2 separate regions of the Homo sapiens genome follow, and region 1 is linked to region 2. A link is a loop called in an ENCODE intact Hi-C map of the cell type or tissue named here. Cell type or tissue: heart left ventricle. All regions are shown on one strand. Each heading gives the region's core, and the rest is flanking DNA. Links, peaks and the distances in the headings are about the cores only. Region 1 overlaps RYR2 (ryanodine receptor 2). Region 2 overlaps RYR2 (ryanodine receptor 2).

Region 1 (8,331 bases), core at 274-8,273, 54 kb after region 2:
ACTTCGGGAGGCTGAGGAGTGTGGATCACTTGAGGTCAGGAGTTCGAGACCAGCCTGGCCAACATTGTGAAACCCCTTCTCTACTAAAAATACAAAAATTAGCTGGGCATGGTGGTGTGCACTTGTAATCCCGCTACTCGGGAGGCTGAGGCAGGAGAATCGCTTGAACCTGGGAGGTGGAGGTTGCAGTGAGCCAAGATGGCACCCCTGCACTCCAGCCTGGGCAACAGAGCAAGACTCCATCTAAAAAAATAATAATAATTTGATAGAGAAAATTTTTGTTTTATTATAAAATACACGTATAAAACTTATCAAAACCATTTAAAACGATACAGTTCAGTCGTGTTAAGTATATGCACACCGTTGTGCAACAAATCTCCGAACAGTTTCATCTTATGAAACAGAAACTCCACGAAAAACAACCAAGAACAGTTTTATTTGAACCCAAGGGTACTTTCTGGGATGGAAAAGCTGGGAGCTCAATCTTGGATATTATAGTACTGTGGAGCTGGGATTATGGATGTCTGAGGCCAGTAGGAGCTCTGAGGCCATCCAAGATAGATGTGTCCATTGGAAATTGGGCTTAGAGTTAGAAACTGCTAAGTGGACATTATTTTAAAATTTATTTTGGATATTCAGCTTCCGAACACTGTCCTACGTTTGGGAACCTCACTGTTGCGTGAGTCATGGCATCACCTACAACGGAAGCTGAAAAGGTCAGTACCTGCTTTCTCCATATCCTGCTGCCCAGGGCATGCAACTTGACCTTAGCACAACCAATCCTCCTGTAGCCTGGTACTTTGAACCTGAAGTAAGCAACGTGAAGAACAGGGGACAGGTTAGGGCTACCTCAGGTGTTGGTGCTGAATTATCGTAACTGCTTCTGTGTGTGTCTGGGCCGTGGGCCTTCTGACCACCACCTTCCTTTGGTTTCTGCCCATTTTCCAGGCTACATTGTCCAGTGTCCCTGTTTTTTTGAGACAGAATTTCACTCTTGTTGCCCAGGCTGGAGTGCAATGCCATGATCTCGGCTCACTGCAACATCCACCTGCCAGATTCAAGTGATTCTCCTGCCTCAGCCTCCCGAGTAGCTGGGATTACAGGTGTGTGCCACCACATCTGGCTAATTTTAGTATTTTTAGTAGAGACAGGGTTTTACCATGTTGGCCAGGCTGGTCTCGAACTCCTGACTTCAGGTGGTCCACCCGCCTCGGCCTCCCAAAGTGTTGGGATTACAGGCGTGAGCCACCGCGGCCAGCCCCTGTCAATTCTTTGAACACCTGTTAGCTAGCATTCCAACTTGGTTGGTTTCTGTCATTTGCAACCGAGAATTCTGTCTCTTTTGTCTGGTTGTCTCTCTGTGGTCACCATGCCTTTATCAGTCTGTGTCATCCCGGGCTGAAGTTCCTCACGTGATATTTAGTTGCTTGTGGCCAAAACCCGCCTTCACTGCAAATGCATCGGTTCCTCATCATTTCTCCTCTGGACCAGCAAGGGGCTTTCCTCTCGCCCATCCATCTCCCACCTTTTCGTTTTGTAGGTAGAACCTGGAGGGAGCGGCAGTAATTCATCATCCATGGAACGTGCCTGTCTGTGGCCTGGACCTGTGGGATTTGGCCGGCGTTCCCTTTGCATTACATTTGGTACTTGGAAGCAAGCATCCCTCAGTAGGGACAAGGCTCCAGCTGTCCCTTTCATTAGGGCCCTGCCAAGGACGTTTCCTTTGTTCAGCACCTCCTCCTGCCTGCCCTTAGGACCATCTTCCAAAAAACTCTGCTCTGCCCTCACCCGCTGCTGTCCCCTCCCACCTGTAAGACCAGGCCAGCTCAGCACCTTTCCCTGTCTCCTTGTCTAGCACTGCTGCTTCTGTGTGATGCTCCGGCATGGTGAGTTGACCAACACCATCGCTTAAATGTGCTGTGCCTTTTACAATTATGTGGCTTTGCAGGTGCTGTTCCCTTGCCTTTTTTTCTTTGCCCGGCAAATTCTACTGGTTTGTCAGTCACTTCTCCTTTCTGATAGCCTTTGTGACTCTCCCAGCTGTTACTGGGTCCTGGTCACCCTCTAGGGCCTTGTGTAAACCTTTCTTTCAGGTTTTACCCAGGGCACTGTACTTACTTGTATATGTACTTCTCTCCCCGCCTAGACCCCCATCTCCCTACGGATAGGAAAGGAGTCTCCTCCTCATCTTTGTACCGAGTTTGCAAGCACAGTGCCTGTGCGTGGCAGGCCCTCTGTACCTGTTGACTATCGTGCAGTGGAGATTCAAGCTGGCTGATCTGTGCCTGGTGCTTAATGGCTGTGATGAGTTTGCCACATTCCCTTCTCCCTCGAGGTCTTCTCAACGGTCTGATGGTAATGCTGGGAATTTCAGGCTTTCTGGCAGACTGTCAGGGAGAAATTTCAGTGCAGAAAGGCCTTCTAGAACCTCACGAATAAGGGGTGCTGCTCACATCTTGTGAGTCCTCCCCCTTCCTGACATGAGTCTCAGTGCCGGCAAACACGGCTGGTTGAACCCTGAGCTAGCCCAGCTGCTTTGTTCACCTTACGTTTGGGGAAGGCTGAAATTTTATTGAGCACCGACTGTATTCCACACACTCTTCTAGGTGCCCGAAATATGCTGTTAAACAAATACTCAGCCCTCATGGGGCTGAGAGTCTGGTGGGGAAGACCTGTTGAAAAACAATCATATTAAATGAATTGCATTGCATGTTAGAAGATCGTAAGTACTCTGGGGGAAAATGAGAGTAGAACAGGATAAGGGGGTGATGGAGGGAATGAGTGGTGATTTTAAATGTAGTTATCAGGCTGGGCACAATGGCTTACACCTGTAATCCCAGCATTTTGGAAGGCCAAGACGGGCAGGTCACTTGAAGTCAGGAGTTTGAGACCAGCCTGGCCAACATGGTGAAAACCTGTCTCTACTAAAAATACAAAAATTAGCTGGGCACAGTGGCTCATGCCTGTAATCCCAGCACTTCGGGAGGCTGAGACGGACAGATCACTTGAGGTCAGGAGATCGAGACCAGCCTGGTCAACATGGTAAAACACTGTCCCTACTAAAAATACAGAAATTAGCCAGCAATACAAAAATTGGCAGCTGTAGTCCCAACTACTTGGGAGGCTGAAGCACAAGAATCGCTTGAACCCAGGAGGTGGGAGGTTGCAGTGAGCTGAGATTGCGCCACTGCACTCCAGCCTGGGCGACAAAGCGAGACTCTGTCTCAAAAAAAAAAAAAAAAAAAAAAAATCCAAACAAAAAACATAGTTATCAGAGTGGGTCTCTTTGAGATAGTAGCAGTTGAGCAGCTTGAAGATAGCAGGGGAGTTAGTTCATGGGCTTCCAGGCAGAGGGAGCAGCCAGTGCCAGCACCAACGTGGGAGTGTGCCTGGAGACTCTAAGGAACAGAGTGTGCAGCAGGACTGGGGCACAGTGGTGGGGAGGCCAGAGGGGCTGCGGGTGTGGGCCGGGCAGGTGGAGGAGGCCTTGAGGGCTGTTGAGAGGACTGGGCTCTTGCTATTACTTTTAGCCATATGGGAGTCATTGCAATCCTTTGAGCTGAGGGGTAGCTCGTTCTGATTTTCATTCTGAAAAGACCCGTCTGGCCACTGTGTTGAGAATAGATGTTCCTGGTAAACAGGGGTGGGCAGGGAGAACAGCTCCCCTGCACCAGCTCCCGCTGGGCTGCAGACAGGCTCTGATGTGGCTTGCAGCACGGTGGCAGCAGGGGGAGGTGGCACCGAGCAGCAGGACCCTGGATATTTTTTTGGACATAGAGCCAGGAGGATTTCCTCATGGTTCTGATGAGGGTTGAGAGAGAGAAGGGGAGTCCGGATCATCCCAAGGTTTCTGGCAGACAGATGATGTTTCACCAGCTAAGATGGAGCGGTCCTGGAAAGAGTGAAGATCAAGAGTTTCATTCTGGAAATGTGGGGGTTTTCGCTGTCTGTCAGAGAGTCGTGGAGCTGCTGGGAGGTGGTTAGTGTGGACTTCTGGAGAGAGGGCTGAAACTGTCCTTGAAAAAATGGATTTCTCAGTGTGATGTGTATACAGTGTCCCTTTTTCAGACATGGCACCTTCGTCCATTTGGGCTGCTATAACAAAATGCCATGGACTGGGAGGCTTAGAAACCACAGAAATTATTCCTCACAGTTCTGGATGCTGGGAAGCCCAAGATCAGAGTGCCAGCAATTTGGTGTCTGGTGAAGGCTCGCTTCCTGGTTCATAGGCGGCTGTCTTCTTGCTGTGTTGTCACGTGTAGAAGGGACAAAGGAGCTCTCTGAAGTCCCTTTGTAAAGGGCAGTAATCACCTCCCAAGGCCCCGCCTCCTAATGCCATTACATTTGGGGTTAAGATTTTAACATATGATTTTGGGGGGACTGAGGGACATAAACATTTAGTCTGTAACACAAAGGGAGGTTAATTTGGATTAAGAAATCTAAGGCCATATGGGGGAAATAAAAGGCTGGAGGGCTAAAGAAGGATGAACCAATAAAAGTCTTATAAGCATTATTATGTTTACTAAAATAAAATAGACCAACACATTAAACAATGACATCAAAACATCAATGGACAACATATACTTTATATATCTTAACTTAGAAGTTATAGATGCTGTACTATGAGCCCCACTTAGGAGTTCTTGCTTAATAGAAAACATTGTAGGTTCTGGGAGGCTGAGGCGGGCGGATCACGAGGTCAGGAGATCGAGACCATCCTGGCTAACACGGTGAAACCCCGTCTCTACTAAAAATACAAAAAATTAGCTGGACGTGGTGGCGGGCGCCTGTAGTCCCAGCTACTCAGGAGGCTGAGGCAGGAGAATGGCGTGAACCCAGAGGTGGAGTTTGCAGTGAGCCGAGATCGCACCACTGCACTCCAGCCTGGGAGACAGAGTGAGACTCCATCTCAAAAAAAAAAAAAAAAAGGAAACATTGTAGGTTCTCACTTCTCTGCAGCTTTAGTTTTACCAAGTTGCTTTTACATTTACCTTGCTCTATTATAGGTAATAGATGTGAAGCTTCCGATTCCTGGCTCAGAGTTGGTGACTTCCATCTCCCGTGGAAGATGCCTCTGAGTCCACTCAGGATCTTGTGTGGTCACAAAGGTGTAGGAAACGTCTGGACACTTGAGGTGGAAGATGCTTTGGGGCATTCCCTTCCAGATTCACGGTGTCCTGCAGCCTTAGTTCTTTCCAGAAGCACGTCACACGTGTGGCATCCACCTCCCCTGCACAGGCTGGGCTCCTCCCTCCTTCCCTGGGGTTCCCCTGGGCTTCACATGCCCTCATCTTCCTTTATTTTTCTTGAGGCATTGTTGAAAAGCCTCTACTCCTTTGTGGGGCTGTTTTACCTCCTGGTAAAAAGGTTCCGGTCCTGAGCTCACGGTTTCTCTCATGTCCCCTGTGGGAGTAATTAGAGCTAACCTTCCTGGTGGTGCTGGAAACCTCTGTGGAAGCTGGTTCATGTATGCCTCAACTTTGCATAACAGGGAACATGATCCTAGAATATTCTTTAGGGTAGCATTTCCCAAATTTTCCAGGGAATAAGAATCTCCTGGGCTCCTTGCCTAAGCATCAAGCACTGATTTAGACTTAGCGACCCAGAACCTCCAGGAGAGGGGCCTGGGAATCTGGGTTGTGAGGCTACACCTGTTGGAGGGATCGGAGGGGCCCAGTATATGATACTCCCCTTTCCTGCCCAGCTTCTGAATGAATTGAGACAAAAACAATGACTAGGACAAATGAGAGGTCAAAATGTCCTCATAGAGGCTTGGCTGGAGGATGCTGCGTTAAGTCAGCTAGCCCAGTAGGCCTGCTAATTGAATTCCTGGAATGAGGCTGATGTACCGCAGAGGCCTCCCTGGGAGCAGGGCCGCTGGAGCAGCAACAGAACCTTGCAGCCTGCAGAAGCTCACAACCAAAACAGAGAACAGGGCTGAGCTGCGCTGAGCAGAGCTCTGGGATTCTCTTAAATCTATCAGTCGAAATTATTTCTCCTGAGGCACATAGGAAGTAGAGAGGGCTGAGAGAGGCCGGGAGTGTGTAGGGGCGTGGAGGCTGCAGGGTGGAGGAGAGTCCCTCCTCCTGGCAATCAGGAATGGGAAAAAGCATCTCTTTTACACACCCCAGGTGATTTGCATGATCAGGAAAGTCTGGGAAGTGGGTCTTAGGAAGCCTGCAATGTTGTCTCTTGTCTGTGCTTTCCACCAGCGTTCCAGTTTTGCACTTTTGGTATTTCTGAGCAAGCTCAGCTTCTGTGTTTTGGGGTACTGGCTCCTAAGAGCAGCTGGGTGTGTGATTAGACAAGGAACTGCTTCACTAGTTTATTTTCATTGTGAGCACACTTCAATATCACTCTTTACATGAACATGAGCAAATGGGTTTAATTTTGAAGTCAGGGCTTGGGATTCTTGCCTTTGTGTCTATGTATATGTGTGTTCAACAGAATAACCAGTGTGAAACCTAACCTAGCCGAACATAACCGGAATAACCAGGGTAAAACCTAACCATCTGTGTATATATTCACAAATACATACATAAATGTGTATATATAAAATACATATATACATATACATATGTAAAATACATATATGTATATATAAAATATATGTATTTTATTTTGAAATAATTACAGTCATAGGTTGCAAAGAAAAATGTACAGGGAAGTCCCATGAATGCTTCCAGTTTATATTTTTTGAAATTGAGAAATATAATCTTAGAAGATGGTAAAGCTGGTTTTTTTTTTAAGTTGGCAAAGAATATGCAGTTAAATTCAGGCATGGAGAGAAAATTGCTTTGAAAGGAAGATTTTTTGCATTGACTTTTGTGTGTGACATTAGCTGTCTGTTTTGGAAAATCTAAGAGCAATATCTGATTATCTATGCTTTCCATCCCTAAAACCACCAACACATAGAGGCTACTGAATCTCCCGAAGGGCCTCGGTGATGGGCCTGGGCAGGAGGAGGCCCCTGCAGCCTGTGGGTGGTGCATGGGCAGCATCTCCTCTCTGCAGTGTCCTGCAGCAGCAGTGCAATGTGATTGATTTCAGAAATTTAAAAAATATTTGCTGACACTGCACTCCAGCCTGGGCGACAGAGCGAGACTCCGTCTCAAAAAAAAAAATAATAATAATAATTTCCTGGGATAGGTAGGGGAAACGGAAATTTACATGATTGCCAACCTGACTACTGATATTTTCCAAGGAAGATTACCTCTGTGAGGGCCTTTTTGCTTTAAATGTCACCTTCATGGTGTTCAGCAATGTTCACTGAGCGTATGACCTGGCTTTGTGCACCGAGAAAACTGCCCAAAATAACAGGTGCCACAGCTTGGTCACAAGACAGACACAGGGCCAGTAAGGTGCTGTCAGTTGTACCCCCTATGCTAAGCTGTGAAATTCTAATCCCCCGGCCCCACTTTCTAACCGTGGAAATGTTGGGTTGTGCCATATCCTGGTATGAATTTTCTTTGTGGAATGATAGGCCCATAGAGTTAAGTTTTCTCTACTGCTGACTTTTACTCACTTAATTTTTACTCAAGTTCTTAAACTTGAGTGTGCATCTGAATCCCCTGGAAAGCTTGTTAAAACGCAGATTGCTGGGCTCTGGCCCCAGAGTTTCTGATTAGGTGGGTCTGAGGTGGGGCCTGAAAATGGGCATTTTTTTTTTCTTTTTTTAAAAGTTTTAGGGTACATGTGCACAATGTGCAGGTTAGTTACATATGTATACATGTGTCATGCTGGTGTGCTGCACCCATTAACTCGTCATTTAGCATTAGGTATATCTCCTAATGCTATCCCTCCCCCCTCCCCCCATCCCACAACAGTCCCCGAAGTGTGATGTTCCCCTTCCTGTGTCCATGTGTTCTCATTGTTCAATTCCCACCTATGAGTGAGAACATGCGGTGTATGGTTTTTTGTCCTTTCGATAGTTTGCTGAGAATGATGGTTTCCAGTTTCATCCACGTCCCTAAGTTCCCAAGGGATGCTGATGCCTCTGGTTTGGAGTCTGCACTTTGAGAACTCTCGCTCTAGGCAAAGCTGGCAAATTTGTCTCAGGTAGGGGCACACCTGCTATCTTCCAGGTAGGCACTGTTCCTCTACTCTTCTGCGTCATCTCAGCTTCATTTCTCCCTCGGGGTACCAATGCTCTGAAACCTCCTGCTGTGGACTGAAACATTCTCTTTGGTTAATTCAAACTGAAATATTCTATTTGGCATCAACTAACATTTGCATATTTCTGGGGGACCAGCCACTTTGCTGCAAGGTGCTTGTATTTGTTATTTAATCTCTACCACAACCCTGTGAGGTCAATTGTGAAGTCCCCCTTTA
Region 2 (8,331 bases), core at 131-8,130:
CTTTGCAATCCAACTCAGATTTCGATGTGTTTCATACTCCGTTAGCTTCTTGTTCTGATCCCAGTACTCATTTCAACCTTCGTCATCCTTCCTCCTGCAACAAATCGGCAACCCACCTAGAATCCGCCTGCCATTTTAGTCCTCCTGAAACCCTCGTGTCCATCTCCCAGCCTCAGCTCACATCCTTGCATATCCTGTCTAATTTCTCTACTTGGCCTTTTATGATCTGCCCCTTGATACCTTGCTTATGCTTTTCATCCTACACAGAGTTTTCTTGGATCACTCTAACCAATTCCGATTTTACCTTTCTCCGACCATTTATCACTAATAATTAATAAAATGTATGGAACTGATTGGGAAACTCAAGCAATGGTCAGAGAATGCTCTGACCCTGATGCTCTGTGGGTGAGTTGGGACCGTGTTGGGCATCGGTTTCCCATGATGCTTGGTGCACTGTTAACTACAAGGACAGACTTGAGAGAAATCTTGTGGCAAGGAGAAGATCGGGACAAGAGAAAGGATCCTCCTGCCCACAAGTTTAATGTGAACATCACTTGAATGCGTCCAAATGCAGAAAGAAGGAACCTGCTATGAAGGAAGTAGGCAAAGATAGTGGGGGTGGAAGAATAGAGGTAAGATCTCTTCTGGAAGCAGAAGAGTAGGAGTGTTGGTGGGTGAAATTCTGAGATGAGGACACCGGAGGTGTGTAGGGTGAGAGAGGCCAGGTGATGATTGCTGCTTTGGGAGGCCGCAGTGGCTCCCAGGTCCAGTGGGAGGGGACACCCGGAGAAGGCAATTAGAGAGAGGGAAGTTACAGTCACTAGAGCAAATGAACAAAGGAGAGTAAGAGAATAAATTAAGGATTAATTGAGTCTGAGTGATTAGGGCTGCCCAAAAGAAATACTGGTTTAGAGTCAGAAGCTGTATTTCAAATGAGCAGCTGTCAGGGGGTGAGGTGACTTCCAGGGGCACTGTTAGAGTGTCCAGTGGATCAGTTTCATCCCCTTACTTTCCTCTTTATTAATCACGGGAAGAACATTGGGATGAGGACCCTGCCAACAAATGGTTGTGTGACCTTGGGGCTGGTGGGGTCAGATAGAGATTTGTTTGAGAGAGGTAAAATGGGGAGGTTGTTTTCTCAGAGGGACTTGCGGTAATTTCCATTGTCATGTTCGTAGTCTTAGGGTCAACCAGACTCAAACCATTCTGCAGGATGAGCATAACAAAATCTCACCCTGGGACTGGAAAGAAAAGCTTTGAATGATCCTGGGGTCCCTGGAAATCCTCATCCTGGTGGATTACAGGCCCTGAAAGCTGACAACAAGCTTTGAGCCAGGATTCTTGATGATGGGTGGTTTTCTTTCAGGGAAGAGGAGATGTTAACAATAAGAGAAGCTTGCAGACAGGCATTTAGAAGGAGCTAGGAGAAGAATTCTCTCATGTCAGTAGCCCTCTTAGGGACTACTTAGGTTCGGATCCATTTAGTAACTGAACTCCTAGTGAGCTTGTTTGCAAATCCTCTCTATTGTCCCAGCCGTGAAGTACTTCTCTGGCTTCCATAGTTACCTTCTCCCTGGCTGGTGAAGAAGTGGCCCATGTTTCTGGGGTTTCCCAGAATGTTACAGTCAGCCTCAAAGCCCATGTGGAAGGTATATTTCCTGGTTTCTATTGCAAAAGTTCTGTAGTGGTGTTGCTGCAATGAAATGGAAGTCCAAGGCATTCCCTGTTAGTGACGGAGTGTTCAGAGGACCTACACGTAATTGCTTTCATGTTCGTTACCCAAGTAGGGGACAGAGAGAGAGGAGCCACTGACACGTGAACCCAGGGAGACCTCCCCTGGATGGCTGGGTGCAGGTACTTACCACCCACCAACCGATGATGAGTATCTGCCAATTTACTGGAAGAAAACCTGAAATCTAGCTGTGGAGCCAAGATAGATGCAGAAGAAAGCGAGTGGAACAGGAGAAAGTGTATAGGAACTCAGAGGCTGGCAGGGCCTTCCTGAGTCTGGGAAGGGCTGAGGCGGGAACGAGGACACATTTGCTCCCTGGGACACGTGGTTCTTAGTGTGCAGGGGAAACCCGCATGTGGTCACTGAGGGAGAGGCACAGGCCCACACATCTCATCACCATGAAGGAAGGAACAATTCAATGTGGCCAATTTGTTTTTCTACTATGGCAAGCACTTTTTTTCCTTTAACATTTTTGGTATTTTAAGAGTTTTTGCACATTTATTCTGCTTCTAATGAAGTTTTAATTGTTTCTCTTTCCTCCTGAGTTTAGAATCTGATTCATAATGTACATGGGAACCCATGAATTTCACTCATATTTAATGCATAACCAAAGATATAAACTGAAATGATACATTTTGAGAAGATCAAGAAAAGAAAAAGAAAGCTTACAGGAAAAATGATATCCTTAGTCTTGAGTCAATTGGGATATTGTTAAAATGAAGCCGAACAGCACACTGAGGTGATAGCCACTAGAAGTTGTATTCTCTTCTTTTCCACAGCAGGTTTCTGGTTTTCAAAATAAAAGCAATTATGATTTAAATTCTTCTAGCTTTTGCTAGAGTTTATATTTATTTCATAATCAAAGAAACTTTACATGAGGAAAGTTCGGTCTCACACACACGCACACATGTGTGCACAAATGAATGAAAGATATTCCACCATATTTTTTTTCACCAATTTTGACTGTGGTGTAGAATTCAGTTAAATTAGTTCATGTGTAGCAGTGAATTGTCTGTTGATCTCTGTTATTTCTTCCAGTGCTTTGGGGTTTTTATTTTTATGGTTCCTTTCCCTTTGTCTTTCCCTTTCCCTCCCCTCCCTTCCCCCTTCCCTCCTTTTCCCTTCCCTCCCTTTCCCTTTCTCTCCCCCCCCTTCCTCCCCTTTCCCTCCCCTTCCCCTCCCCTTCCCGTTCCCTACCCTCTCCTCCCCTTCTCTCTCTCTCTCTCTCTCTTTCTCTTTATCTCTCTCCCTCCCCTCCCCTCCCCTCCCCTCTCGTCTTCTCTCCTCTTCTCTCCTCGGGGCTCATGAGTGAGTTACTTTTGAGAGATGCTATTTTGATAGTGGCAGGACCAGCAACAAACCTGTACCATCTCAGCATTCAGGAACAATGGTGTCCACATGTCTTTTTGAGGTTGTACAGGGCATTCTTAAGGCACATTTGAATAGTCCCACAGGCTGAGAGGAGTTCCTCTGATCTTAAATACAGCATCAGCCTGAGGAGTAACCATTTCTAGTCAGGAGATCAGAGCTTTTTTACGCCGTGGCCTACCTACTGCTGTTGGCAACTTTATTTCTTGTAGGTGCATTGATATGTAATTGTCTGGCAGGTCTGTTCTAAGCATTGCATGTGTATTTTCTCATGAAATCCCTAGAAAATCCCTCAGAGGTAGCTACCTGCAAAGAAGTGAAGTGAGCCCAGTGTTTGCAGACACAGGCAGTGGAGCGACAGTTTCAGACCTGGGCAGGCTGGCTCTAGAACTCTCACTTAATCTTGCCATACAGGGGCCCTTTCTGCTGGAGATGGACATATTTTAAAATGAGAGGGAAACTTGGTGCCCTGCTTCTACCTGCAGGAAGTTACTTTATAATATCAAATGTGAATTTCTTACATTACCAGAGCCTTGCAGGCTGTGTGCCACATCATAGGTCCTGTGTTTAATGTTTGTGGAATTGCATCGAACTGATTCCATGAGATAGTATTTTACATAATAAATACAGAGTAGGGTAATTATATGCAGTTTACTAGGGTACCTTAATGCAGTGTGTGTGAACGGGATACCTCTTTTATCTGTAGCATTATACCAGGTACCTAAGAGATACCATGAAGGTGGAAGCCATAGTTCCCGTAGAGTTCAGATGCTCAAACAGTGAAACCTTATATGCATCAACCTGGGAACAGTAAGCTTATGGTTCTAGGGGGATTGTGTCCTGTGTAAAATTCAGAGGGTCCAAAAGGTGAAGAGATGATGGATGTGGTCATGATATTGGGCTCCAAAACTCACGGAGTAAATGGCCAATGGTGAAGTAAATGGTGGTAAAAGCAGAGATTCTATTTCATTATAAAATATGAAAAAAACATGAAAGGCAGAATCCAGACTATAGAACAACATGTAAGGCAGGAATTAAAGTTTCAATGAAATGCCGCCTTGATCTCTAAAAGTGCTCCAAAATCTCTTTTGTAGCGTTTCAGGAAATTTTGATTCATTTTATTTTTGAAACAGTTGACATTTGGGGGAGTGGGCTAAGGGATGAAAATATGTTTTAAAGTGCTTGTTTTTTTAAGGACAATATTTTCAAGAACTGTACTTCAGGAGCATGTCACAGTTATGAGCCTGTAGGCAAGAACAGGGTTTTTTTTTTCCTCTCCTTTTAGGGAAGAACAACATATTGAAGGATGATTAAGACACTTGAAAAATGTAACAGAAACATACACACACACGCATTGCATACACAGGATCCAATCCCTGATGCCCTTTGCCTCTCTTCTTGTTTTATTTCATTTATTTATTTATTTTTAGACAGAGTCTCACTCTGTTGCCAGGCTGGAGTGCAGTGGTGTGATCTTGGCTTACTGCAACCTCTGCCTCCCAGCTTCAAGTGATTCTCCTGCCTCAGCCTCCTGAGTAGCTGGGATTACAGGTGCCCGCCACCATGCCAAGCTAATTTTTGTATTTTTAGTAGAGATGGGGTTTCACCATGTTGGCCAGGATGGTCTCGATCTCTTGACCTCATGGTCCGCCCACCTCAGCCTCCCAAAGTGCTGGGATTACAGGTGTGAGCCACCGCACCCAACCCATCTCTTCTTATTTTTTAGACTATCCCGTTAGTTCCCTTTGGTCTTGGACATGTCTGTCATGACATGTTTCCAAGGCCAATGCCCACAGCTGGGAGTCATGATCAGCTTACACGTCCTGGCTTGTAGGTTCGACGAAACGTCAGGAGAACATTTCTTCTTCAGACAAATGAAAAGCTGAGATGAAACGTTTTTGATTGATGGCTGTCAGAGAAGCGTAAAAACTTCAGCTTCACTGCCATTCCCTTTGTGACAGGGAAGGGGCCATCATCTCCTGAAGATGGGGGTGTCATTATTAAGTCTAAATGTCCTGCTCCCGTCATGAAGAATTGCATCACACAGAAGCCTGCAAAGTCAGCCCGACTTGAGTCAGTCCTACTCACACCAAAGAGGATACGGAAACTGGTGAAGGATAAGAGACAATTGTGATTTCACCTCTTCCTGCGCCAGCGCCCGGTCTCTTCTCCTTCATTCTGAAATGTTCGTGGACTGCCTGCTACGTGCCATGCTTCTTGCTGGACTTATATCCACGCTTGTCCTGCCTTTAAAGAGCTTATTCTGTCTCTATGGGTGGGATAGGGAATAAGGAAAACGCAAATATTCTACTACACAGTGGACATAACAATCAGAAAACCGTCAGAGGAAAGGATGTTGAGGAGGGAGGGATCCGTGTCCCAGGAGTACCATTATCTAAGGCTTGGTGGAGGAGGCAGCATTTCCAGTCACAGAATTCTCAGACTGAAAAGGATCTTCAGGGATCAGGGTCTAACCCCTTTATAGTGAAGGAACATGAAAGGACAAGTATATTGGCCCACATTATTCCGCTCAGACAGGATAGCTGCAATTCATTTGATTCCTGGAACAATCCATTTAGTCTATAAAGCGGTTAATTGCATTAATACAGATCAGGAAACTGAGTTGCAAAGAGGTGAAATGACTTGTTCAAGGGCAATTAATGAGTAAGTGATGTTGCTGGCGAGCCCAGGGTTTTCAGATGCCAAAGCCCTTCTTTCTCCTTCCTCCCTCCCTCCTTCCCTCCCTCCCTTCTTCCCTTCTTTCCTCCCTTCCTTCCTTTTTCTTCCCTCCTTCTCTCCCTCCCTTTATCCATCACTTCCTCCCTTCCTTCCCTTTTCCTCCCTCCCTCCCTTCCTCCTTCCTCCCTCTTCTCCCCTCCCCGCCTCCCCCCTCCCCCCCTCCCTCCATCTGTCAGGAAAAATGGTAAAAGACTGTAAATTGGATTATAAGGAATGATTTATGGCTGTCCTATCACATTTGTCCATTTAGGTTATCTGTGCTTTTCACTTGTCTGGGAGCTATCTTACTGCTCTTAAATTGTGGAAAACTGATAGTAATGATTCCTGAACTGTTGATTCTTGATTATAGAAAATGCAAATTGTGTCTACTAGAATGCAGTTGTAGATACCGAGTGGGTTTATTCTTCTCAAGCAAATTCATCTCAGCCTTCCTGATGGGCTGATATCTCTGTATGTCCTTTGGAGTCTCCTTTGAACCTGCTGTGATACCACACTGGTTCTTTAGTGAAGAAATTAAATAAAATCTTTGATGTGTTCATTTTGTCTTTGTTTGAGTCGTATTTTTACTTTAAAAAAAGTTACCTTCAACACCACTACTATGCCTCCTAAAGTAAAAGTGAGTGGGATCTTGCTGAATTTGGGTGGGGAGGGCAGGAAGACAGGACAGATGAAAGAGGAAGGTGAGTGGGGGCCATGTGTTGTTTCTTCTGTCTCCCCATCCCCAGGGCCACTTTCCAGTCTTCTCTGCCCTGTTCTATGTTCAGGAGCCTCCTACTCTAGATGGTGCCGGGAGCACTGTTTCCTTTCCTTGTTGGCTCAGATCCAGGGCTGGGGACAGTTTCCCACTGTTGCTGGTCCCTAGAAGTCCCACCTCTGTCGGATCCTGTCACGCTCCCAGCCCGCACCTTGGTAAATGATCCCTCATTCACCTCTCTTCAGTTAAACCCTTGAGAGTGCCATTCCCTTCCTTGATGAGACCCTGATGCGAAGGCGGGAAGCACGGTGACACGTTTGGGAGAGAGATGACGGGCGAGTACTGCTGTGTCATCCTGGGGGGACTGGGGAGCCCTGAGACCAGGGTCAGGGATTTGTTCTTAATTCATAAGGTAAAAGGGGCCCTGGAAGTTATTCTTTTTTCTCCTTCTCAAGGGAGAAAAATGGGTCAGAGCTGTCCATTAGAAAGATTAATGGGGCAGCAATTTATAAGATAAATTGGGATGTAGAGAGATCAGAGCGGGACCGGAGCTGAGAAGCCTATTAGGAGACAGTCACCACGGAGCTGGTGCAAGATAATTCGGGCCTAAATTTGGGTGGTAGTTGTGGGAATAGAAAGGAGCGGGAGCTTTAGGACACAGTGGAGAAAGGGTTTATGGGGTTGGTAACTGATTAGATACAAGAAGAGGAAAAAGACAAAGCTGAGCTTCAGATGGTGTTGGTCATATGGAAATCAGGAGGAAGGGGAGGTTTCAGGGGAAGGCAGTGGGATTTATTTTGGATGTATTTATTTTGAGATATGTTATGGACTGAATTATGGCTCCCTAAAAAGTATGTTGACATCCTAATCCCCAGGACCTTAGAATGTGACCTTAATGGGAAATAGGGTCTTTACAGAAGGAATCAAGTGAAAGTGAGGCCATTAAGCTGGCCCCTGGTCCTATATGACTAGTGCCCTCCTAACAAGAAGGGATTAGGACGCAGGTCCACACAGAGGGAAGATGGTGTGAAGATACACAGGGAGCACACCTGTGAGGACTGGAGCACTGCACCTGTGAGGACTGGAGACCGTACTTGAGAGGACTGGAGCACTGCATCTGTGAGGACTGCAGCACTGCACCTGTGAGGACTGGAGCACTGCACCTGTGAGGACTAAAGACTGTACCTGTGAGGACTGGAGCACTGCACCTGTGAGGACTGGAGCATTGCATCTGTGAGGACTGAAGCACACTTGCAAGGACTGGAGCATCGCACCTGTGAGGACTAGAGACTATACCTCTGAGGATTGGAACACTGCACCTGTGAGGACTGGAGCACTGCACCTGTGAGGACTGGAGCACTGCACCTGTGAGGACTGGAACACTGCATGTGTGAGGACTAGAGACTATACCTGTGAGGACTGGAACACTGCACCTGTGAGGACTGGAGCACTGCACCTATGAGGACTGGAGCCCTGCACCTGTGAGGACTGGAGCACTGCACCTGTGAGGACTGGAGCACTGCACCTGTGAGGACTGCAGCACTGCACCTGTGAGGATTGGAGCACTGCAACTGTGAGGACTGGAGCACTGCACCTGTGAGGACTAGAGACTGCACCTGTGAGGACTGGAGCACTGCACCTGTGAGGACTGGAGCACTGCGTCTGTGAGGATTGGAGCACTGCACCTGTGAGGACTGGAACACTGCACCTGTGAGGACTGCAGCACTGCACCTGTGAGGACTGGAGCACTGCACCTGTGAGGACTGGAGTACTGCAGCTATGAGGACTAGAGACTGCA

The links. A loop is a pair of places that touch in the nucleus more often than their neighbours do. Peaks named below come from ENCODE experiments on the same cell type or tissue, not always from the same donor. Only the 100,000 strongest peaks of a DNase experiment are listed, where the experiment ranks them.
Region 1: it touches region 2 in a loop (3-fold over the local background); 2 of 110 quality-filtered maps call a loop at or near these places.

Annotation. Positions count from the first base shown.
Region 1 is chr1:237,102,609-237,110,939 of GRCh38, forward strand. The region is part of intron 1 of RYR2 (ryanodine receptor 2); the gene reads left to right. Among named protein-coding and RNA genes, the nearest start is that of RYR2, 65 kb to the left of the region's middle. In heart left ventricle, for the core only: no CTCF peak of the experiment used is centred there; a DNase peak (open chromatin) is centred at 3,425; H3K27ac peaks cover 4,174 bases.
Region 2 is chr1:237,048,341-237,056,671 of GRCh38, forward strand. All of the region lies in intron 1 of RYR2 (ryanodine receptor 2), which reads left to right. Among named protein-coding and RNA genes, the nearest start is that of RYR2, 10 kb to the left of the region's middle. In heart left ventricle, for the core only: no CTCF peak of the experiment used is centred there; no DNase peak of the experiment used is centred there; H3K4me3 peaks cover 1,877 bases; H3K27ac peaks cover 3,078 bases.